Regions from separate parts of the Mus musculus genome. Here all the other regions are linked to region 1. A link is a loop called in an ENCODE intact Hi-C map of the cell type or tissue named here. Cell type or tissue: left cerebral cortex. All regions are shown on one strand.

Region 1 (8,000 bases):
TGGCCACTTCCTTTTCCCGAGGTTCACTACCAAGGTTCAGCTACCAAAGTGTTGATGTCTAGCAATCAAAAGCCCCCTTTGGCTGTCCTACTTAATATGCCAAATTAAAATTAAACACCTCATCCTAACAAAAATTATCCCCTTGTACTTGTATAAACTGCCATTTTCTTATGTGCCACATCTGTCTCCTCTATCCAGAGGTAGTCTTTTTCCCTCCAGGACAGAACCCCCAACCCCTTTCCTTTGTTCTCTTCCCTTCTCCCTCATGCCCTATCTGCTGTCTCTGTCTATTACTCTTTGCCCTATCTTCCTCTGCAAGCAGGTAGCCTTTGTGTTGAGAATTTGGTTAAAGGGTTTCTGAACCAATACTTTTCCTAACAAGTTGCAGGGCAGGTAGGGCTACATAGTGGTAACATAATAAAATAAATGAATATCATATTTTCTTTGTCCTAATATTTTTTCATTTATTTTGCAGCCGTATTTTTGTGTGTGTGTGTGTTTTCAGAATGTTTCAATATCCAGGGTGTGATTTTGTTTCAACACAGAATCCCACATAGCCAAGCCTAGCCTCAAATTCACTGTGTTGGTGTGGATGGCTTGTTAACTCCTTATCTTCTAGGCTCTACTTCCTAAGTGAAGGAATTGCAGTTGGGTACCTTAATGTCAGATTTTGGGAGTGCTAGAGATTGAACTCTTGGCTTTTTGCATAGCAGATAAGAATGGAGGAAGTCTGAGGCCTTCAGTTAACAGTGCAGCTACTAAGCCTTCCTCAGCTACATTTTCAGCCAAAAGACAGCTTTTTTATAAAGAAGAAATTACACATGCTTTAGAGATGAAGAGAGCAAGGTCAAAATTAAGCTGGGGAGTAAGAGCTATACTTATCTGTAGATATAAAAATAAATATTTAATTTATCTTTATAATTAATTAATTATTTCTAACCATAAATAATAATTACATTGGGTTAATAAAGTGGGCATTGTAGGTTTCCCTCAAAGATCCATGACTTCACCAGCCCCACATAGTTGGCTAAGTCTCCAGTACCAGACATGATGTTGCTCTTGTTGAATAAGCCTTAAATTCACTTAGAAATGCCTTTTCACAACAGATGACGAATACTACAGAAAGCCATAAGTGATCAAAATGCAGATAAAATGATTCTGTGTGGCCCAGCCCTAACTAAGAATGAATGATTGTGCTTTGTGGGCCCTAACTGAGGCATCTACAACACAACTTCAGCTCCTCAGGCTCAGGAACCCCTGTGAGGGGGCAGCAGGATTGTAAGAGACAGGAATAGGAGAGTTCAACTCCAAGAAATGCCAGAGAAGCTACAGCCATGACGTTACCTCTTCATACTGCCTGACTGAATATGAACACACACAGCCCCACCAAAGAGGGGAAACGTCATAGGGCCTCAGCTCTAGACAAAGAACTATGGGCTACTAAGGAATGCTGAGAGCATGAGAAATAATCTTCCAGAGAAGGGTCCCTCTAATTGGTTATCCAGTCTCTCTCTCTCACACACACACACACACACACACACACACACACACACACCAGTTAAAGGAAAAGATGCTATGAATTTGAGAAAGAAAGTGGGGTATATGGGAGGTTTAGATAAAGGAAACAGAAAGGGAAATAATATATTTTAATTATAAAATAATTATTTAAAATAATAATAAAATAAGGGTGTTTACACGTATCTGTGGATGAATATGGGAACAATACTCTGCATATTGAACCTCATTATTGACTATTTAACTTAGAGCTCCACGGTGTAGCCTAGTCCTGTAACACTTGCCTGGCAGGCAAAAGGGTTTACATTCTATCCCAAGCTGTGAAAAAAATTGAAATTTATTTATAATCATAAAACTTCAGTACTTTTCTTATTATTTCCAAGTCTTAGTTAGTGGTTTGTCTGTTCCTACTGAACATACCTTAGAATTATCATTTCTTATTCCTTCCTCATGAGAAAAACAAAGACTAGAAGTGTATTATTATATAAAGTAGCCTATCATCAGATGACAGTTATAAAGAGACTAGAAAGTCATTCTGATGAACTTGAAATTTCAAATGAATTGCTAAGGCCAGTGTTGAAATTCACAAACTGACCATCATGAAGAGCCACATGCTACTACTACATTTTTGAGTGAGTTAACTTCCGCTCGATGGCCCAGTACCTGACAGAAACAAGGGAGGAAAGATTGACTTCAGCTCACAGTTTCAGACGGATTGCTCCAAGGAGAAAAAAAGTGGAGAAAAAAAGCCTATCAGGACAGCCTACTTTCATCAGAGTGAGTGTGTGCTGCTGAGGTTCGTCATATCATGGTGGACCCATCAGCAGAATGCAACCTGGAGACCCATGAGCACAGTGGAACCTAGGTCAGACATTGCCTTCAAAATCCCACCCCAAGTAACTACTTCCTGTAGTTAGATCCCAACTACTGAATGTTCCATGGAATCACAACTCATGCTACCAGATAGGGAACACGCTTTCAAAACATGTTGTGAGGGACATTTCAGATCTAGATTATAACGCACAGTAACACACAGCTTAGTTACCTAATGGGACTCGGAGAGCGGCATCAGTGCAGCTCCAATCCTTATTTATTCTGATGAAAAAACCAAAGCTTCAAATAGGAATGGGAAATACTGGTTAGGCGGCTCCATAAGCACCTGTAACATTAATAAGCAGAACAAGTAAAGGTTCTGGTGCCTTGTTGATAAATTATTTTCGGTTGAAATATGTACTTATTTGCTTCAGTTAAATAGAAAATAGGGAAATAAAAGTGTCCCACTAGGCAAGAAGTAAGAGTGGCCCCACCAGTGGTTCAGGTTCCAGCTGCCTACTCACAGCTGCTCTGTATTCATTGCATGCAAGCCTGGTCACCTGATGCCATCACTAGTCTTGTGCTCCACATACTGGGACCTTTTGTTAAAGAAAGCATAAACTTTCATCTTAAATTTTGGGTGTGTGTGCATGTTAACATTATTGTAATTTGATATCTAATGGTGTGTGTAATTCAAATTCAGGAGATTTAATCTCTGAATATGCAATGCTAATCAAATTGAGAAGATAAGAAGCCTAGCATCCAGACCAAATGTGACAGCTACAAAAAACGCTTGCCCTGCTATGGATCAGGATCTACAAGCTTTTAAACACAGAATACTATTTAACCCTAGGGAATCTGTATTGCTTTAGCTTTATCTCAGAAACCTGAATGACTAGTTACTTTCAGACAATCCAGTAGTAGAGTAGATCCAACTGTTTTCTTGTCTAATTCTAAATCTTAACGTCTTGCCATCAGGTATTTCAAAGAAACATAATCAGAAGGTTTTCATGCATGGCTTCAAAAACCACAGTTCCCCAGTCGTTTCTGAAGCATGAGTGAAAGGATGGAAATTAACTTTAAATTAGTGTAGAAGGTGAGTTTTGAATAGATTAGCTCAATATCTCTAGTGGCTATCTAACAAGCACATGAAAAGGATGGTGAAATTCATCATTCTCAAATGCATATGTATCACTGAGCATTTCGTTCTTTCAAGTTGAGTAGCAGATTTTTGAAGGACAGTAGATTGTTCACTTGGAAGAATTCACCTTCTCTTCATCCCAAGTTTTCACTTGAATTCACAATGCTCTGATTGGAAGAACATATTTCATTCCTATGGTAACCAGCATTTCCCCTATCCCCTCCCCTTTGAAAATCCAAAGGGACACCTTTTACTTCAGAATTAGAATATGCAGTAGAAACAGGTGACTCTATTTTTAAAGCATGTTTCTCTCCACAAATAGCCTCTTACCATTAGGTTAGAAGAAATATTATCCTCTCTCTCTTCTTCCCTTACTTTAAATTCTGTTCCAAATTATTGTTAACCCTCCACAACTACAAGTTCTTCCTCTCTAGATTCAACCAACCATAGATTAAAAAGTATTTGGGAAAAAATGTACCTATACTGAATATGAGTGGACATTTTAATTGTCATCTTCTCCTAGCCATATAATTTATAATGTATAAACCTAACCTATGCTATACAACAGCCATTTTCATCATGTTTGTATTATGTTCATATTGTAAATAAGCTGCAGATAATTTAAGTTGTCCAGGAGGAAGAGCATGGTTATGTGCAAATACCATGTTTTTTCATGCAGGGCAATTGAGCATCTATGGATTCTGGTTTCAGTACTCATCCCTGGAGACAATCTTCTGTAGAAAACAAGGGACAGCTGTATTTTCCATTGAGACAATCGCCAACTGAACTGAAAGCTTGTCAGTGGAGCCTAGGCTTAAGGCTGCCCAGTCTCTGAACTGTATTTTCCTCTGGAATGAAATGGAAAAAGTCCCTTAACATTTTGGTTGGCTTTTATATATCTTGTGTAACAATCCATAGATGTCTATGGCTGATAGAGATGTCACATGCATTTTAAAAATAGCCAGGAGAAGAAAAATTCTACTTTATAAATAGAACTAAATGTAGTTCTTCGCTGTCTCCAACTCTCAGCGAGTGTGGCAGCTATAAGAACCGGCTTATCTAAGCATCAGAAGACTACAAAATGCTCTCTGGAATTGTAATGCCAAGAAATGTTAGGCAGAATGGGGTCATAGATGTGACTTTACATCATAGCTATGAATATTAGTTCAGGAAGGTATCTCTCAGGCTTCTGGGACACCCTAGTGGCCAATCACCCACCATTCTTGATAGTGACCCCCAGCTAGCTAGTGATGGATGCTTGACGTTTCACCCATCCTCCCACCCGCATCCTTGACAACTGTTGAGGAGAAGGCAATTCAGTGAGAAGGCACGTTCATCCCCCTCAGCTCCCTCCCCTAGCTGATACAATGGATGATCACCAGCCTCACTAGTAGACAAAGTTACTTGATGTTGACCTTCTGAAACGTGTTTCTCTTGTATGAATTTCAGAGTCTTCTTCTGGAATTATAATTAAAAATGCCTTTAAGACACCATGGTCCTGTTTGTAAAGCACCTGATGTAAACCTAGCTCACCTTTTAATTGTTTAATTGTCTCTGTTTTCAACCTTCATCTGATAGGCCCGCCTCAGTTTCCTGTTATCATTCTTTCCCTAAGCTTCCATATGATGTGACTGTCACAGAAAGGTCCTCTCTCTACTGTCCCTCCTGGAGGAAACCCTGAGCTTTTCATTATGCTCTTCAGTCCTGATATGCTCTGGTTTACTGGTCTTAGTCTCTATCTTGTGGTGTGACAGCAGTCAAGGCAGAAACGGGGTCAGTTACAGACTCATGCTTGGACTAAGAAAAGATATGAGGTAAATCTCAGTTTCTGTGACTGTCCTGTGGATAAGCCAGAGACCTCTCAGATCTTCACCTCCTCCTGCAAATTTGAAATGAATAGGATTTTGTAAAAACAGTTAATACAGAAACCTGATGAGATGAGGTAATAATTAACTTGCTTACTATATAGGAAGCATACCTATAAAGCTTTCAAGATAGCCTTAGGAAGGAGATACTATTATTGAGTTTATTTTGCAGATAAGGACTCCAGTGACTTCTTGTAACTTGGAAGAGGTGAGTCAGTGAGTGGTAAAGGTGGATTGACATGGATCTTTGCAACTTCTTTCAGGAATAGAGTCCAGAATGAGGGATACAGCATAACTTATAAGACCGAGTTGTAAAAAGTCCTTGCTACTTGCTGGCTTACTTCTGCTTTGAAGTTCCCACTCGGCTTTCAGGGAGTCTGGGCAAAACAAACACACATACACACACACACACACACACACACAAACACACACACACACACAGAGGGAGAGAGAGAGAGAGAGAGAGAGAGAGAGAGAGAGAGAGAGAGAGAGAGAGAGCTATGTAGAAAGAAAACACCAATCTCCTAGTGCCCAGATTTGATTGAATGCCCAAATCAAAACCAGCATCAACTTTTAATTTGGTCCAACATCTTGGAAGTGGCTCTTCTGATCTCTGATTAGGCCACCATGTCCAGCTGAAAGTCACACAGGAAGTCACAGGAAGTTCATGCTGAGCTCCATTGACAGTGCTGATTATTTGTGAGAGAAGTTTGAAGTTTCAGGTTATTGCCTTAAATGTTTATGTTTTGAGGTTGTTTGTTTTGTTTCAATTACATGTTTACCTTTATAAGAGTTGTCTTGGTCATGGTGTCTTTTCACAGCAATAAAATGCAAACTAAGACAGTATATAATAACCCCACTTCCATGTCCTGTTATATGAACTAACCTCCTTCTCTGTTCAACTCTATACAATAAATATGCTGAACTCCCAGGATGTTGAGGTTTCTCCAGCAGGAAGCCCAGAGGACCTGATCCCAGCTCTCTTTGTTTCTGAATATGCCAGTCCTGTGTTTATTCTTTTGGTACTCTAGTACCAAAGACTATTCCTGAAGCTATGTATGAATGTAGTATAAAACCTTGTCTTAAAAACAAAACAAACAAACAAACAAAATACCTCATAGAATTTCAGAAACTTGTAGGATCATATCTCACATCTCAACATGAGCAAACAAAAGACTGCCTTGGGCTTTTCTGGCAAATCGTCTCACAAAGTCAAACCAGAACTCTTTTCTAAAATAATACCCCCTGCCCTAAAAACTCCCATTAAGCCCAACTTCTTAGAGGCTCTACATAATCTCCAAGCATCACCATTGTAGGTCCCAAGCCCCATGGGAGGCACAGCACAGCACTGACTTTGGGGCTGTCACACTGTCTTCCTGAATATCAACTACATAGAAGGCCAAGTGTCATTATGAGCACAGAATCAGATAATAGCACGACTGAAAATGCCATGCTGCTCAGATGAAAGAATAGATTTAATTAGAGAAAGCCATCCACATTTGCTAATAGGGCTGATGTGAGTCATGAGCCCACTCGGGGAAGGGCATCCAGCTCAGTGGAAATCTTCAGAGAGAAGCTTACCAAATGACTTGAGATCTTGAAGCTAATTGCATAGAGTACGTATGGGGTTGCTTGAGACGGACAGGTTTTCAGTGAGTGACCAACTAGGTGTGCTACCTCGGTGGTAGAATCTTAAGCTGATGAGATAATGAAAAACCTACACATGAGAAAGAAGTCCTTACAAGTGGGTTCAGAGAGACTCGTGGGGCAGCCATGTGAAAGGTCTTGGAAGGAGTTTTCATAGTAAACCAAAGACGAACACAGAAAAGCAAAGAGACCGTTGTGCTAGGAATAAGATCACTAAACTTTCATTTTCTGGTGCCCTACTATATTTTAAAAAAACAAAACAACACAAAAATCTTAAAAAGACTCAGGTTCACTCTGAATATTTCATAAGCTAGATGGAACTCTTACTGGGAGGAATAAAGGGTTAAGATGAGGCTACAGATCTGCCAGGAAACCTGTGCTTTAAAAGCCCTGACAAGTGAATGTCATTTCAGAGCAAAAGCGGCCACAGCAAACCCTTGATCATTAAAAGACAAATGCCTTCCACCTGTGCATATGCTCCAGCAGTCAGCCACCCATGTAAAGTTGCAAAGTGACCATGGCTTTGACAGAGAATCACTGAACCCAAATCTTCTCTGAAAACAGCTGCTTTCCCTAGAGCAGTGAATCCTCAACCTTCCAACTGCTGAGGCCCTCTAAGACAGTTTGGTGACCCCAAAACATAAGATTACTTCAGTGCTATTTCATAACTGTAGTTTCGCTACTGTTATGAATCATAATGTAAATGTCTGCGTTATCCAATGGTCTTAGATAATCCCTAGGAAAGGGTTGTTTGAACCCAAGGATCATGACCCACAGGCTGGGAACCACTTCCCTAAAACATCAAAGGCAAACTCAGAAGCTAGTGGTATAGATACATGTTCCGCCTCCCTGATGCTCTCCTGTGCATTTCATTAGGAGCACATGGTACTGAGCATCACCGTAAGTATCTTCAGCGGGGACCTGAGGTTCTACCATCACATGACATAAGTTCCATATCAAGTCAACAGCTGAATTAGAAACAAGTTTTCAGAACAGAATAGCTTATACCCCATGGAATA
Region 2 (8,000 bases), 210 kb after region 1:
ATATTTTTCATTCAAGCATGAAGACCAAAGTTCAACCCAGAAAACCTATTTTAAAGAGCTACTCACAGTGTCAAACACTTGTAATCCCCTCACTGGAAAGGCAGACAGGGGAGTCCCTGTGGCTCAGTGGCCAGCAAACCTAGCATAATTGGCAAACCCAAGGACCTAAGACCCTAAGAAAATAAGGTGAATGTCTGTTAAGATGAATCTTGATATTGTTATCTGGTACACACACACACACACACACACACACACACACACACACACACACACACATTAGCACTCACCAGAGGAAGGTAAACCAGAAATCAAAATCTAGCAACTAATTGGCACCTCTTAATATTAATATTTAACTTCTTAGCTACATTGAGTGGGATTGACATGCCCTTGTTTTTGTAATTCATCTATTATAATTACTAAATCCAATTTTCTGTTTTCCATTTGCAAGTTGAAGTTTTAATTGTGCCCTTTTGAAATTTTCATTTTTTTTCTGTCATGAGGCATCTAAAAGAGTAATCACAATTTACTGATGGTTTATAATTGTGTTAAAAGTTGATCACATTATTAATGTGATTGAAAATATAAAAATACAAACAGTTTTGATAGGACAAGGAAACAACTATAATGTTAAGACAAAAATGCCAAAATATATAATATTATTGTATGCTGTATAAATCACGATTGTAGTAAGCAGAGTGTGTGCCTGGGTCTATTTGCCAATGGTAATTGCTTAGACTCCATCATCTGGCTGTGCGGAGGTAGAGGGGGAAATTCCATCCCAAGTTATCCTTGAGACCAGGAGCATTAAGGTTGGGGTGATACGCTAAAAACTACTTATTATCCTCCTCCTCCTCTCAGGTAAGACTCACTTGAAATGGGCCAGAAATACGAGTGAAAAGCCCTCTGTAGGGAACCCAGAAAGCACATTCATCCTTGAGCTAGGGGAGTCTGGTCAAATAATTTTCCCAAAGCTGTGATCACAGGTAACCAGATGGACATGGAGAATAAGAAGAAGCAGGAAGCAGGCAGTTCAACTATAAACTAATCAAATAACCATGATTACTACAGTTGAACAAAATGGGGCAGGGATTTTTTAATGTTAGTAGGACACTAAAAACAGCTTGTTATAATAGATTTGAAAGAAGCACTTAGAATTTCTGGATATAAAAGACAAAACAAACGGATGTAAGAACTCAGTGCTTATGCTGGACAGCAAATTTGACATATCCAGAAAGAGATTAAAAAAGAAAATGGCATTTCCCAGACACAGCACAGTAGCACAAACACAGAGAAGTATAACCTGAATGGCTGAAGAAGAAGAGACAGGAAAGGAAACAAAGGCAGTGTTTAAGGCAGTAATGGCTGAGATGCTTAGACGTAATATGTGAAATTGACCCCCACAGGCTTAGAATATCCATCGGGATAAATAGGAAGAGTTCTGTGTGTGGAGGGGTGTGTGTGTGTGTGAGTGTATGTGCCAGTGTGTGCCCACATGCATATATTTATATACACATTCATGTTGTGGAAATAGATGTGACATGGCCATACTGAAATAATAATAATAACCAAAAGACATGTATAAAAGGACCTAGAGATAGATCTCCCTCAATGGGTGGAAGTAAACTGGGGATGGACTTCATTCAGTAACAACAAGCAAAGCCAAAATAGAAAGCAGTTGTTTTCAGAGAGCTGAAAGGAACTTCATAGCAGTCAAAGTTTCTGTACCTAAGAAGATTATCTGCAAAGAAGAGTGAGAGGCAAAATAAAAACTTTTCACACAAGCTTCAGTTGAAATTCATGATCAAAAGATTCTCACTGAAGGAAAGGCTAAAAGATATATTCAAACGAAGAAAAGGGTATCTCAGATTAAAAGCCAGGATTTAAGAAAGAATGGAGAATGAAGAAAACTACATTCTCTTTAAACATAAACTAAACAGTATGCAGTAATGTATACCTATGAACACACACGCATACACAGAGAATTAAAGTGCCATGTAATGAATAAGATGGGAGGAGAGCTGAAGTTCAAGTGTTCCAAAGTTTATCAGGATGTAAGTTAAGTTGATCAAATTTTGCTGTTTAGTGTTAGGTATGCATGCCACCATTGTTGTGTTAACTACTAATATGAACAGAAAAAATAACATAAAATAAAAATGCACTGACTGAGTTAAGAGTTGTAGCATTGCTACATATATCATCAAGAACTGAACAATTACATAAATGGATAGCAGATGGTGTCAGCCAAGTTTCTCATTATTGGAGTGGGAAATTCAAGCAAGAATGCTACAGTGATCTATGTGGGAAGGACTTAAAGCTGTAGACACTAAGAAAAGCTTGTGTCATTTCTAATATAGGCATAATAGCCATGCTTATGGATACACAAACACATAATCTATTTTTTTGCTTTGTTGGCCAAAGACAAAACTTAAAGGCCAAATCTTGGTTTCTAAACCTGTTCTCCACTCCAAATAACCAGAGCTCCTTGGAGACATAGCTGACTTTACGGTTGAGGTAGAAAAATACACAAAATGAACCTGGAATATTCATTCGGTAAAGATAGAAATGAGAAATAGTTTTAAATTTTTTCTGCAATGATAAAACATTGTATATGATATGAGAGAAATAAATTCTACCATTTAAAGAAAGAACGGATAATATGACCAAGAATAACTTTCCCTTTATATTTTATAGTTTTCTGTTCTGCTAGAAGTATACCAATTATCATCATTTAGCTGCCAATTCCTGAAAAAAAAATCTAGACCTGTTATATTCCAGCTTCCCATAAGTAGTCTGCTGTTTCCATATCATTTATGTAATTCCCAGTGTGGAAATAAGGGAATAACACAACAAAAATCAATGACTTTGGAGGAGACACAGTGACCCACAGAAGAGATGGGGAAAGGTCATTTTATCATTCATCAGCTCCATTTAGGAGCTATTAAGCATCTGGCCTTGTGCTTCCGTTTGTGGTGTCAAATACCAGAGGGGAAATTACATGGGAAGTAGACAGCAGCCTCAGCCACATTTCAGAGAAGCATTTCAAGGGAGCCACTCCCTGAGATGTGAATCCTCAGGGAATCACGATGCAGGAGGACTTGTTTGATTACCTGTGACCTTCTGCAAGTCACACAGGTCTCCCTTGACCTTGGTGTCCTCATCCAAAATGAGGTTGTGGAAGGAATGGTCCTCCTGGCATTAAAATCCAATACCCAGAGGATATTTAATATACAGGACAGAAGTTATGATAAAATCAATGGTGAAGATAATAGCATTGAATAATCTGCAACATTTTAATCTACAAAAATGCTGTTTAATTGATGTGCTTTTCATCTTAGGCAAGTTCTATTTTAAGTAGGAACATAAATGTCATTATATCTATTATGGAAACGAGAACAATGAGATAAAGTGGGCACTGACAAGAAGCAATGGAAAGAGCAATTTTTCAGAGAATTCTGAAAACCTGGAGACTGGCATTCTGTAGCCACGTGTTCTTAACCATGTTCATTCATTTTTTTTTTTTATTCCATCATCAAAATGAGTAAGTTGAGCTAAACTAAATGACTTCTGTGATCATCTTATTTTATGACTAGAATGAATTCACTTGCTTGTAAGTAAAGGTGCTTGAACCAAAATCAAATTCTCTTGATTACAGAATATGCCTTTCCCTAGTCAGTGGTCCCCCCAAACTCCTCAGAAACCTGAGATGCATGTTTAAATGACTTAGATATCACTCATTGATCTGCCACCTACTGGCAGATATGTAACTGAATTCAGTTCTGACTCCAAGTTATGATGGGAAATGAAGACCTTTCCAACACAGGCTCTGAGACCTGTGAGATGAACACTGTACAGACTGCAGGGACAATCACTGTGCTCATGAACACACAGCAGCTGTGGTTGTCTGCACAGGACCTGCACAGACCAAGCCAGCCAACAATCTGTAGTTGGGTTGGAGTCCACATTTCTCTTTTGGTAGACTACAGAGTACTTTCCTATCCCAAATTAACTAGAGATTAGGGATAAAGGCTCCATGTAGGCACCAACTTGATTTCTCTGAGTTCAATGAATTGTGTGGATGTTATCCTCAGCCATGGGGCCCATTGTCAGTTTGTGGACAGCAATCCTTTGACTTAGCATCAGCCTGGGTTGTTTGGGGATTTCCATGGACCACCTAGGCCAACAGCTCCATTGAATGTAACCCACTCCTGAAGCCTTGCCTAGTGACAAAAGATGGTCAGTTGAGACTCCATATCCCCCATTACTCATAGTCATTAGAATCACCTTCATACATTCCAGAAAGTTTCCACTTCACTGGGTTTCCACACAACCCCCAAATGCCAACCAATCCCAGCCATCTCTCTCTGAAATCTCTCCCTCCACTCCCTCTCCCCCACTGCATACCTGATTCCCATGCTTCCATGCCCAGTTGCTTATAGTCTGCCCATAAAACCTATTTTAATCCCGTCTCCCAGTGAAGTCCATGTGTTGCCCTTAGGCCATTCATCTTTATCTATCCTCTCTGGGTCCTTGGATTGTATTTTGGCTATTGTTTACTTAATACCTAATATCCACTTATAAACAAATATATACCATGTTTATCTGAGTAACACTCCTTTGTGTACATGTACCACATTTTCTTTATTTCTTTTCTTCAATTGAGGGATATCTTGATTGTTTCCACTTTCTGGATATTATAAATAAAGTCACAATGAATATGGTTGAGCAAGGGTCTTTGTGATAGGATGAGACATCCTTTGGGTCTATACTCAAGAGTAGTTTAGCTGAATCTTGAGGTAGATCAATTCCCAAATTTTCTGGGGAACCACCATATTGATTCCATAGTGGCTATACAAGTTTGCACTCCTACCAGCAATATAAAAGTGTTTCCCTTGTTCCACATCCTTACTAGCATAAGCTGTCACTAGTGTTATTTATCTTAACTATTCTCATGCATTTTGAAAGTTAGCCTTCTGACAGATGCAAAGTTGGTGAAAATCTTTTCCTATTCAGTAGAGTGCCATTTGTTATGTGTCTTTTTTTAATGGTGACTTTTGCCTTACAGAAGACTTTTGTTTTTCATAACATACCATTTATTCATTGCAGATTTTAGTGTTCTATTCAGAAAGTTGTTCTTGTTCCAATGCATTCAAGGCTAAATCCCACTTTCTCTCCTATCAACTTCAGTGTATCTGGCTTCAGGTTGAGGTCTTTGATTCACTTGGGCTTACATTTTGTTCAGGGTGATAAGTATAGATCTATTTGCATTCTCTTTCTTAGGCAATATAGGCCTGTTTAAATTGTTTACCTGATCTTGATTTAACTTTGTTAAATGGTGACTATTGATAAAGTTACTCATGTCTTTTAGATTTTCCAGTTTGATGGAGTTCAGATTTTTAAAGTATATCTTTATGATTCTCTGTTGTTATATCCCCATTCCTTTCTGATTTTGTTAATTTGGATATTCTCTCTCTACCTTTTAGTTAGTTTAGATAAAGGTTTGTCTATCTTGTTGATTTTCTCAAAGAGCCAACTCTTTTGTTTCACTGGCTCTTTTTATTGTTCTCTGTATTTTATTGATTTCAGCACTCAGTTTGATAATTTCTTTCTGTCTATTCATCTTGGGTGTGCTTACTTCTTTTGTTCTAGAGGTTTCAGGTGTGCTGTTACTTTGCTAGTATGAGACCTCTGCAAAACGGTTTATGTAGGCACTTGGATATGAATTTTCCTCTTAGCACAGCTTTCATTGTGCCCCTAAAGTTTCAGTATGTTTCATTTTCATTTTCAGTGAATTCTAGAATGTCTTTAAATTCTTTATTTATATCAGAGGGGTCAGGATTCTTTAGAAGTATGCATCCTGGTTGGTTGATTGTATTGCAGTAGATGACCCCATACCTATGCATATACAGGCTATCCTAATTGAACTAGATGAACTTGAAAAAAAAGACATAAAGTTGGAAGGCAGTCATGGGAGTGGATCTGGGAGGAGTTAGAGGGAAGAGTGAAAAGGTAAATATGAACAAAATGTGTTGTGCATGTATAATATTTTCTGAGAATATAAATAAGACTGACTTTATCATGACAAAAACAAAAGAACTCCACCCAAAAACAAAATCACTGCATGAACTGTATAAGGTCTTTCTAGGCAGCACAGTCACCTCCTGCCAGTGTTTCATATAGTGACTTTGTGACAGGCAGCAGCAGTTCCCACTATGTATTATCAAACATTAGCTTCAGGCTGGATCCCTCAGAGGATGCTGTTACTGCAGATTTGGGACCACTGGGATGTTACTGCTGTGAAAGACCCAGGGTTTTGAGTCCAGGCTGAATTAATCGTTAGTAGAATTTCCCAAAAGAACAAACTCAGAAGCCAGTCCTTACTGGATCTACTCTCTGGCACAGTCCTGAGGAATTTTGCCCTCTCACATCTGAATACCGCCCAAATTTTCTTATTTCTCCCTACCCTTTTATAATTACCTCTAAGTAGTCTAATTTTTAAGTACCTCTACCAAAAAGTTATTGGGAACTTTTAAAACCATTTTTTCTGGTAGTGGAACAGTAGCAACTCTCTGTGTTAATGTTATAATTTTTATGAAATTAGTTTATGTCATCCTTAAACCTCCTCCAATTTATAGGGCATTATACCACATTTATGTAATCTGTTATTATTTGACATGTTTAATTTAAATATATCTCCATTATATCTTCATTAATCCAAGCTCCACCACTTATAATCTCTTGACCTTAAACAATTTTTCAAACTCTTTGGGCAAATTTGCATACTCACATTTCTCATGTGACAAGTTTGAGGATTGAAAAGGTATGCACACATATGTATACAAACGCACACACACACACACACACACACACACACACACACACACATTCATGCACACAGACAAAAGAGAGACAGAGTCCAAATGTAGTCATCCTTGCAAGTGTTTACTACTACTGCAAGTTGCTTAGGGAAAAGATCAATGTAAATAGATATTTTTTTCAGGGAATAGTTGTCTGAGAAAATAATTGATTTCTCTAAGTAACTAGATTCAATTAGTAATGGAAACTAACAGCTCATAGATTAAATATCTACAACATACTTCCTACAAAATGTAATGACTTGAGACTGGAGAGATGGCTCCATGGTTAAGAGAATTGCCTGCTCTTCCAGATAACCAAGGTTCTATACCTAGCACCTCCATGCAGATCATAGCAATCTCCAGCCCCAGAGGATCTGAGGATATCATGCAGGCACATGGTGCGCAGATACACATGAAAACAGCGCAATCCAATACATAAGATTAATTAGTTAATTAGAAATAAATTCACTTAACTCACCAGAAGTAATGAAATCAATGTTTGCTCAGGAAATGGTTTAATATATGAACATGTTTCTTGCTTTTATGCCTATTTTCATCTTCAGAACCCATGGATCTCTTCCAAGGCCTTCCTCCCACATCTGATCCCTCCATCAAGATTGATGTGATGTAATCCCTGTTAGTTAGGCCACTATCTACTGCAGGTCACCTACAGTGCAGGCATAGAAATCTTGGACCTTGATCCAAGAAAGTCAGCATCGGAATGCTTGCTGAGAGGTTGGGATCTCGTGGTATATTTATAGTCCTGTCGTGGATTGCACACAAAGTCCATCATTGCCTGTTAATGTAAGAAGAAAATAGCTAGCATGGTGAGCGAATTATAGATAAAAGGAATAGAGGGAGCCCTGAGAGATAAGTTCTTGACTTGAGGGTTCTGAGACCTGGCCATATGTGTGCGATTGGATTCTGTGATACACATCAGAAACATAAACTAACCCATGACATACAATGTACTAGTGGTACATCGTTTCTCTTGTACCTAAGTGAGTCTAAACAATAATGTGTCCAGGGAGGTTAAGTGGTTCACTGCTAAGGGTCATCACTCACTTGGTGAAACTGCAGCTTACTCAGAGCCCTCTAATGAAAGTTCATGTTTACAAATGACAAATGAAAAATTCAGACAACTTT
Region 3 (8,000 bases), 160 kb before region 1:
TCCAGCTCGTCTTCTATCTCCATGCCTTGGGCAGGAAGCACAGAGCTGATGTTCACTTGGCAGGCAGGTATTCAGTGTCGTAGTGTGGAGTGGTGATTGAACCCACTGTGGGTTCTCTGCTGTCAGGTTTTAATGGAGACATTTGGGACACAAGTAAATGACTAGATTTTCTTTCTGAATGACAGGAGACTGTGCATCATGAATCATAAATAAATAAATAAATAAATAAATAAATAAATAAATAAATAATAAATATCCATCAACTGACTTATTTCCAGAAAGTTTGCCTAATTTTTTATGTGATTCTAGATTCTGTCCAGATACCAAAATAGCAATGTTAGTCAGAGAGAGAGAGAGAGAGAGAGAGAGAGAGAGAGAGAGAGAGAGACTTTAGTCACACTGGTTCCAAAGGGAAAGGCGTTCCAGAAATGTGACATGGTTTTAACAGTTTCTTTGGGGGAAATGTAAGAGCTCTGAACTAAGGTAGCATGTGCACAAAACAAGAGCTTGGACAACAAATTGCTCTGGGCCTTGGTTAGGGATTGTGTTTGAAGAGGCAGAGGCAAGTGGGAAAAGCATGCTTGCACCACTTTCCCTTCATATCGAGGGACATTCCCCCTGGGATAGCACCATGCTGCTACACTAGAAGGGCAGAGAAAGGAGGAGGGATGGGAAGGGGGCACAGAGCCCCAGGAAAATAGAGAGCAGTGTGAGACTACACAGCAAGAAAGTATGCAACAAGGTATGTATACATAAATAACTGCGTCTGTCTAGTGCATGTGAGAGGTGCACAAATTTGGAGAAACTACCATGACCGAAAGTACTGGCACTTAGTTAGCCTAAATCTAATTCAGGGAGCACCTGGGCTCTTGAGGGAGACATGGGGAGCAGACTTGCTTGTTAGATATCTCCTGACTCTACCCAACCTTAGCTCCAGCTGCTCTGTCTGGCCTGAGATAGAATCTTTGAAACTTTAGGAAGGTCTGGAAATCCCTCTGCAAGCCATTTTCCATATTCAACCTGCAATAAATGGTTTATTCCAAAAGAATGGCCAAAAGGGATCAAAAGCTTTTGGGATCCTGCCTCACACTCACCAACACTTATTATTCCTCTCCATCTCAAAATGAGAATGAGTGTTTCTGTTCTTATCCTCAGGAGATGCACTTAATCCTTGGAGGGGAAGACCATCTCTTCTTGCATTTACCAACTCATCAGAACCTGATGGGAATGAAAATGATAGAGGTCTGTGAAACAAAACACACCTGGCATCTTCTCGTCTTCCCCACAACCCACTGCTTTATGTTAATAGAGTTGAACTAAAGAGGGCCAGGTAGGAGGTGGGCAAAATCATTGCTATATAAATAATAATAATAATAATAATAATAATAATAATACTATTAATAGAAAATTTCTTCAACTAAAGAGAAAAGGACAGGAGAAGACAAGAAAGAAGGAATACAGGAAATACTAAGTTCACTTTCCTTGTGGTGGGTACTGTAGTGCTCTGCCCAAGTCAGAGACATTCAACCTTTAGCTGTGTGTTTCCTGTTCATTATTCACACTGAATGTGTTCCCTGAACTGCCTTCACATTAGAAAAACTGCCTCACCCAAAAGCATACCTATTCCTGGGAGAGCTTTCATGTAATAACCCTAGCTAATGCAGGTATTCAGTGGCTAGCCCCATCCCTTCAATGCACAAAAACCCTGGAGGTCCACCCAGCTCTAGAGTTCCATAGGGACTGGCTGAGCCCTTGTTGACTCTGTACTGCAACTCACTCTGTGTACCTGCTATACTCTCCACAGCTCCCCTCCCCCATTGATTCTGAGGCCAAACATCTTTGGTTCAACTGAGCAAGGGGAAAGTAATTGGCCTGAGAAGAATCCATGACCCAAGACAAATAGCTGTCATTACTGTTTCACTGCAGAAAGATACCTGTAGAACCCTACCAGACTGAAGAGACAGAATAGTTAAATCTTATGAATGAAGCATTCTTAAAGTATAAAACTTGGCATGTGAGACCTACTTTGGAGGAGGGTTAGGCACATACATATACTTGATCTTATATAACTTAGAAAATGTGTGTAGTGTGATTCCAGTAATACTTTGATACATATTTATGGCACACGTAAGTACTTAATATTTGAACGGAACCTGAAAGTGCTTCTTCTTCCACATATGACCTTGACCATCAGTGATCCTTGCAATGACCACTTACTTTCAAAGACAGTATTTTCATTGACATTATTTTCACTGATCTATACTTTGCATAAGAGAAGTTCCATATTTTTCCTGGAGAATGTACATTCCAGATGAGACTAATGGAAGCATTCTGTGTGTTCTGTGTGGCAACAACTGTGATGAATCCCTCTAAATGTGCGGGCACTGTGCAAGCAGAGCTTACAATAGGGAATTACAGCGAGTGTGGAACACAGGGAAGGCTTATACTGGGAAACAACATTGCAGCTCAGAGCTCAGAGCTAGAGAGTGCATAGCATCAGCCTAGAGCAAGAAGAGGCTGAAGCCCTCTAATCATGTGTGCACTCTGGGGACCAAGGCATGATGTCAAGGGCATGAAGAATACAGAGGAACTCTGGGATGTACTGCTGTCTGCTGATTGTAGAGACCTGGAAAAGGATTTGGACTTTATTCCAGGGATAGAAGCGAGTCATTGGAAAGTTGTAAAAGAGAGTGACAGGATCAGATAGAGATTTTTAAAGTATTGTACTGCTTCAAGCACTGGACCAGGCTAAAAAGAAGCCAGGGACACCAATTCACAGGCATCTGGCTTAAGGGAAAGATGATGGTCACTTGGGAGAGGGTGAATCTCAGAGATGTTGTGAAGAGGACCCATGAATATTGGGAGCCCAGCTGATCTGACTGAAGATGCACAGGGCTAGGTCCCATCTGGGACTATATTCTCTCAAGGGATTGTGAATGCTCAACTCAGCAATACTTAGCTGTTTCTAGTGTCAGAAAACTTATGAAAGTTGAGAAAATGAAATTATGCACCATGTCATTGAAGATCATAACATTTGCCACCAAAAATATAACAATTTTCCCAGAGAAAGCATTATACACAGGTTCTAAAAGTTGTCACTGTAACTATGGTGAGAGAAACCCCAAGAATAAGACAATTCTGATTTGATTGCTTGATATTCATGGGACTCTGAAATCCAGTCTCAAATCACATAATCCATTCATAAATTCAACAGGTGATTATTTTTAATCTTACTGTTGACAATTTAATACGACACACACATAGAACATATTCTGGTCATATTATCCCCCTATCGTCCTTTTATTAACTCCTTACTCCTTCTGCATCCCTCCTTCTTCCCTGTTCCCCTCCCACTTCCATATAATTTTTAAAGACCAGCTGAGCTTAGTCATGGTGGTTTGCAGGAGTATAGTTATCCAACTTACCAATGGACTGATCATTGAGGAAAAGGCTCCCGTTTTCCCAGCAACCAATAGCTCCTCAGATAGGGTTGGGCCTTGGGACACCCCTCCTCCATCAGTGCTAGAATTAAACAGATATTTATTGAATGCCTTATTTCATCTAAACGATGATGCCAGCATGTAGGATATATGAATGACGCTTCCAAAAGGGCATAGCTAATAAGAACTAAACTGATCCCGTCCAGGGAAAGAGCAACAACAACAACAAAAGATGGCTGAGACTCCTTCATCCATCATTAAATTAAAGGCAGGATAAGGTGTTACCCATAGAGAAACTGAAAGGCATGGAAACCCCAACCTCAGCCTCTTCTGGCGAAACTGCTCATACTAACTCATATCTAGAGATCCTCCAATCTCCTTCCACTTCTCCCAGCTCTGTGTTTCCCAGTTAAGTTTCTCTTGTTCTTGTGACATACCAGGGCCACCCCTTGCAGGAAATCTGCCTCACTGCCTCGCTGAAAGGCGAACTGACTTTCAGGCTAATGAAGTTTCTGGAGAAAGACTTCATGATCAATGATGTCACACATGCTCCCAGGAGAGAGATGAAGTCTGGCTTCTCACCAGCCTAATCCCAGACCAGCTTCGACTGAATCTGGTTTAGAAGCAATGTTTTAAACTTTAGATTTTCCTATGCTTCTATGTACAAGAATGCCCTTGGAAAAGGGATGTTGACTGAAGCATGGAAAAACCCTGTCAGGACATTGCTGATGCAGCAGGCAAGAGTCCTGGGGGCACCTAGCAAAGGCCCAGGAATGCTGCCACCTCTGCTGGCAAAGTACAGGGTGGGGTGGCCTGGTGCAACCCATTCTTCTTGGCCCTGGGGACCATCTGTGTGTGTAGGATTTCGGTGAGGCCTCTGCTGTTGTTTTTACTCTAAGTGTCCAGAAACAAGGAGACTGGAGGCATCACCGAGTTTTCGTTCCTCAGCAGTGTTTTGGAACTGACTTTTCCTCATTTGCACCAGATGCTCAAGCACACAGCCTGGTTGTCAGGACTTCCTGTTAAATTAACCTCTCGTGTGTGGAGACCGGTTGCTGCAAAGCAAAGATTGGGAGAAAAACCAAACGGAACCAATATATAGGCCAGGACTTAGCTCCCACTGCAGGCCCATCTGCCTCCAGGACTGAATCTTATCTGATCATTTCCATGGCAACAGCTGTGGGATTAGAATAGGATGAAGGTTTAGGAAGAGTTGCTGGAATTCAGTCCTAGACAAGTGAGGATTATTTAACTACACTCTCATGTTACCATGGAAACGCAAATTTACAAATCAGGCAGGATTTTTGTAGCCCTATAGCACAGAATTATATTCTTAAGGCTGCTTCAAATCCCCCAGCCCTGTTTTTCATCCCTTGGGAGGGGGCATAATTATTCCACTGGACACAGCTTAATTATTCCACAAATAATTTTTATTTTCATTTTAAAGGCATAAAAAGTACACAAAGTTTAAGATCAAAGGACTAATTCTTAAAATGCTGTTCTAAATTTTTTAAAGTCAAATATGGTTAAGCTCAGGGAGAAAGAAATTTAAATCTATACTAAGGAATATATACAGAGTCAGCTAAGCCTCATATATGAACCAGAACCAAAATTATCCTCATTAAAATGGTGTTTATTTCTCTTAACTACAATTGACCCTAAATTTTCAAGTTGCTTATTAGAAATTTTAGCATCAGAAGTGAATAAAGCTTCATCTTTGATCAGAGTTTTAGGTTTACAAACCATGAAACAAGAGAAGGAGAAGAAGAAGAAGAAGAAGAAGAAGAAGAAGAAGAAGAAGAAGAAGAAGAAGAAGAAGAAGAAGAAGAAGAAGAAGAAGAAGAAGAAGAAGAAGAAGAAGAAAAAGAAAAAGAAGAAGAAGAAGAAGAGCCAAAGGAGTGGTGATACCTGTCTCAAAGTCAAACCACACCCCTCTTACATCAGAGCATCTTCAAGGAAGCCAAAGATGCTGACAATCGCATTTTGTTCTTAGTGGTTCCCTATCAATTCTCAAACACCCAATTACTATTTTCCACTCTCCAGCCCTTCCTGTGGCACAAATACTTTGAGTCTCCCACGTGGCTGACACCACCTTCTGTCACCATTATCCGCACCAGCTGCTTAAGTCAGTATGGTGACAGGAGCTGTCAGAAGTGGAGTGACTTCCCTCAAGGTTAAGCAGGAATACAAAAGGATAGCTGGACCCTCAGTCAGAGCCGCAAAGTTAGAACGAGAGTTTATGTGGCTCTATTTTGGACAGGGCTGTAATAGGCTATTTGCATATCAATGGTATCTGTGTCGTGAGTCTGGGAAAGCTGCAGAACAATCATCTTTGTATTAAGAGCATGCATCCACATGTCTTAGGCACGTTGCTTAAACTTGAGCCTGTGGTGTAAGAGAGGGTACAATTAGGGTACAATCTGACCTAGCCCCAAAGAGGCTCTCAAATATACAATAGTTCTCATACCCTCAGAGGATACAATCTCACATTATTCTGTAGGGCTATTTCATTACATTTATTAACATCCAAAATGAGTCATATGACTTTTCATGCCTGATTTCTTAGTAACTACTACATGGAGCTGTTTATTTTTATATGAAATGAAACCATACATGTGGGGAGAGAGCCTAAATATAAATATGATTATAGCAGAAATATCAACAGATGCTACACTATTCAGTAGGCTTGATTGGTGCATACGTGCATATATGAAAATAGCTTCCAAATGCAGCACTCCCTAAGACAAGTATGGTATAGGACAATGTGTAGCCCCAAGTATACAGAAGCACAGAAAATAGGCTGTGTGTGTACCACTGCGATCTGAAGAGATCCCTATGAAACCATGGACAACAGATACATCTAGGGGGTGGGACAGCAGATCCTCAAGGGCAAGGAAGCATTTATTTGCAATTTGACGAAACATACACATTTTTATTTCTAAGTGTACACGTTTATTTTTATGTTGAATTTGAAACTGGACTTTATGTAGTTCAAGTTGACCCCAAATTAGCTATGTAGTTGAGACTGACCTGGAACTCCTGATGCTCCTGCCTTAGCTCGCAACTGATGGAATTACAGCATGGACTACTGTGCCTAGTTTTATGCAGGGCATAAGATTCAACCTAGAACTTTGTGCGTGTCAAACAAACACTCTACCACTTGAGCTATATGCCCAGTCCTACACGTACTCATTAGTAGTCAACATTACATTATTAGAAAATAATGGGATGGGAAGGATTGAACTGGTGCAGTAGCCTCACCAAAAGGTGGGAATGGTAAGAAGATAAAAGGCAGAATGTGAAAAGAAACAGAAAACCACTTTAATTAGCAGATGCCAAACGATCTTCATGGGATCTTACAAAAACCGTGAACAGCTTTGTTGGCGTATAATTTACATACTACAAAATTTCAGACAATTTTAAAGTGTAGAACTGCATTGGTTTTTAAACATGTTTATAAAACTGTGCAATTATGACCACAATCTAACTTTGGAATATTTCCATCCCATGGGAGGGAACTCTACCCATTAGCGGTCATTCCTCATTGCTCACTCCTGTCACTCAGGCCTTGGCAGCTGCCTATTTGCTTCCTGTGTTTATAGATTTGCCTTTTCAGGACACTTCTTGTAATTGGAAGTTAATCACATGTGGTCCTTTAAGGCTAGTTTCTTTCACTCGGCATACCATTTTGAAGATTGACCCATCTTGTATTCTGCATTAATGTTTCATTTTTATTACTGTAAAATAGTCAATCATCAAGCCATGTCCTCTCTTCTGTATCTATTCACCAACTGATGAGCTAATGCTATGAGCATGAATTCGAAATTCTCAGCTGATTGCATATTTTCCTCTTGGGTAAGTACATAGGCTTGGATAGATAAAAGGGTAGGTGCTAAGTCATTTAAGAAGGTGCCACCATACATTCTAAAGTGAGCATATTGATATTAGCTGTTTACAGCTCTGTGTGAGTTCTGGCTCTTTTCATGGACTTTCTAGTATTTCCCATGCCTATTCAAATCCTTTTCCCATTTTTAAGATGGGCTGAGGGTTTGGTTCAGTGGGTAATGCGCTTGGTGTGCAAGCTGTGTGGACCTGAGTTCAGATCTCCAGAACTCACCTGAGGCAGAAGTGGCAGTGTGCATCTGATGCTAGTATTCCTACATGGATAGGAGGCAGAGACAGGAGAATCCCTGAAACACCAGGTTGGTTATCCTGGTATATACAGTGGTGAACAATAGAAGATACTATCTTGAACAAAGTGGAAGAAATGGGCTGGCACCCAAGGTAAACTGACCTCCACATCTGGGTTCCCACATTCACAAACTAATATGTATTCATACACATCACAAAACCCCCTCACCCCCTCACCTCTATACCCCCGAATAAGCAAGATATAAAGGAATCTGTATATATAAAAACTAAGTCTCATCAAATATATATGATTGCAAATTTTCTCATTCAAAGGATTGGGTTTTTTCCTTCTTACTGACTGTCACTATTTGAAGGAAAAATACCCATCAAGTTTGGGGAAATGTTATTTATCAATTGGGTATTTTCCTT

Evidence for each region. Peaks named below come from ENCODE experiments on the same cell type or tissue, not always from the same donor. Only the 100,000 strongest peaks of a DNase experiment are listed, where the experiment ranks them.
Region 2: a loop joins it to region 1, with 2.1 times the contacts of the local background. A loop is called at or near these places in 3 of 42 quality-filtered maps.
Region 3: a loop joins it to region 1, with 2.1 times the contacts of the local background. A loop is called at or near these places in 2 of 42 quality-filtered maps.

The regions. Positions count from the first base shown.
Region 1 is chr7:74,864,955-74,872,954 of GRCm38, forward strand. No RefSeq gene overlaps it. Among named protein-coding and RNA genes, the nearest start is that of 0610006L08Rik, 15 kb to the left of the region's middle. In left cerebral cortex, a CTCF peak has its summit at 4,676; DNase peaks (open chromatin) are centred at 4,277, 4,516 and 4,713; H3K27ac peaks cover 287 bases.
Region 2 is chr7:75,078,111-75,086,110 of GRCm38, forward strand. No RefSeq gene overlaps it. Among named protein-coding and RNA genes, the nearest start is that of 4930533N22Rik, 52 kb to the left of the region's middle. In left cerebral cortex, a CTCF peak has its summit at 3,752 (motif pointing left); a DNase peak (open chromatin) is centred at 2,249.
Region 3 is chr7:74,704,630-74,712,629 of GRCm38, forward strand. No RefSeq gene overlaps it. Among named protein-coding and RNA genes, the nearest start is that of Gm30459, 57 kb to the right of the region's middle. In left cerebral cortex, no CTCF peak of the experiment used is centred here; a DNase peak (open chromatin) is centred at 4,540; H3K27ac peaks cover 648 bases.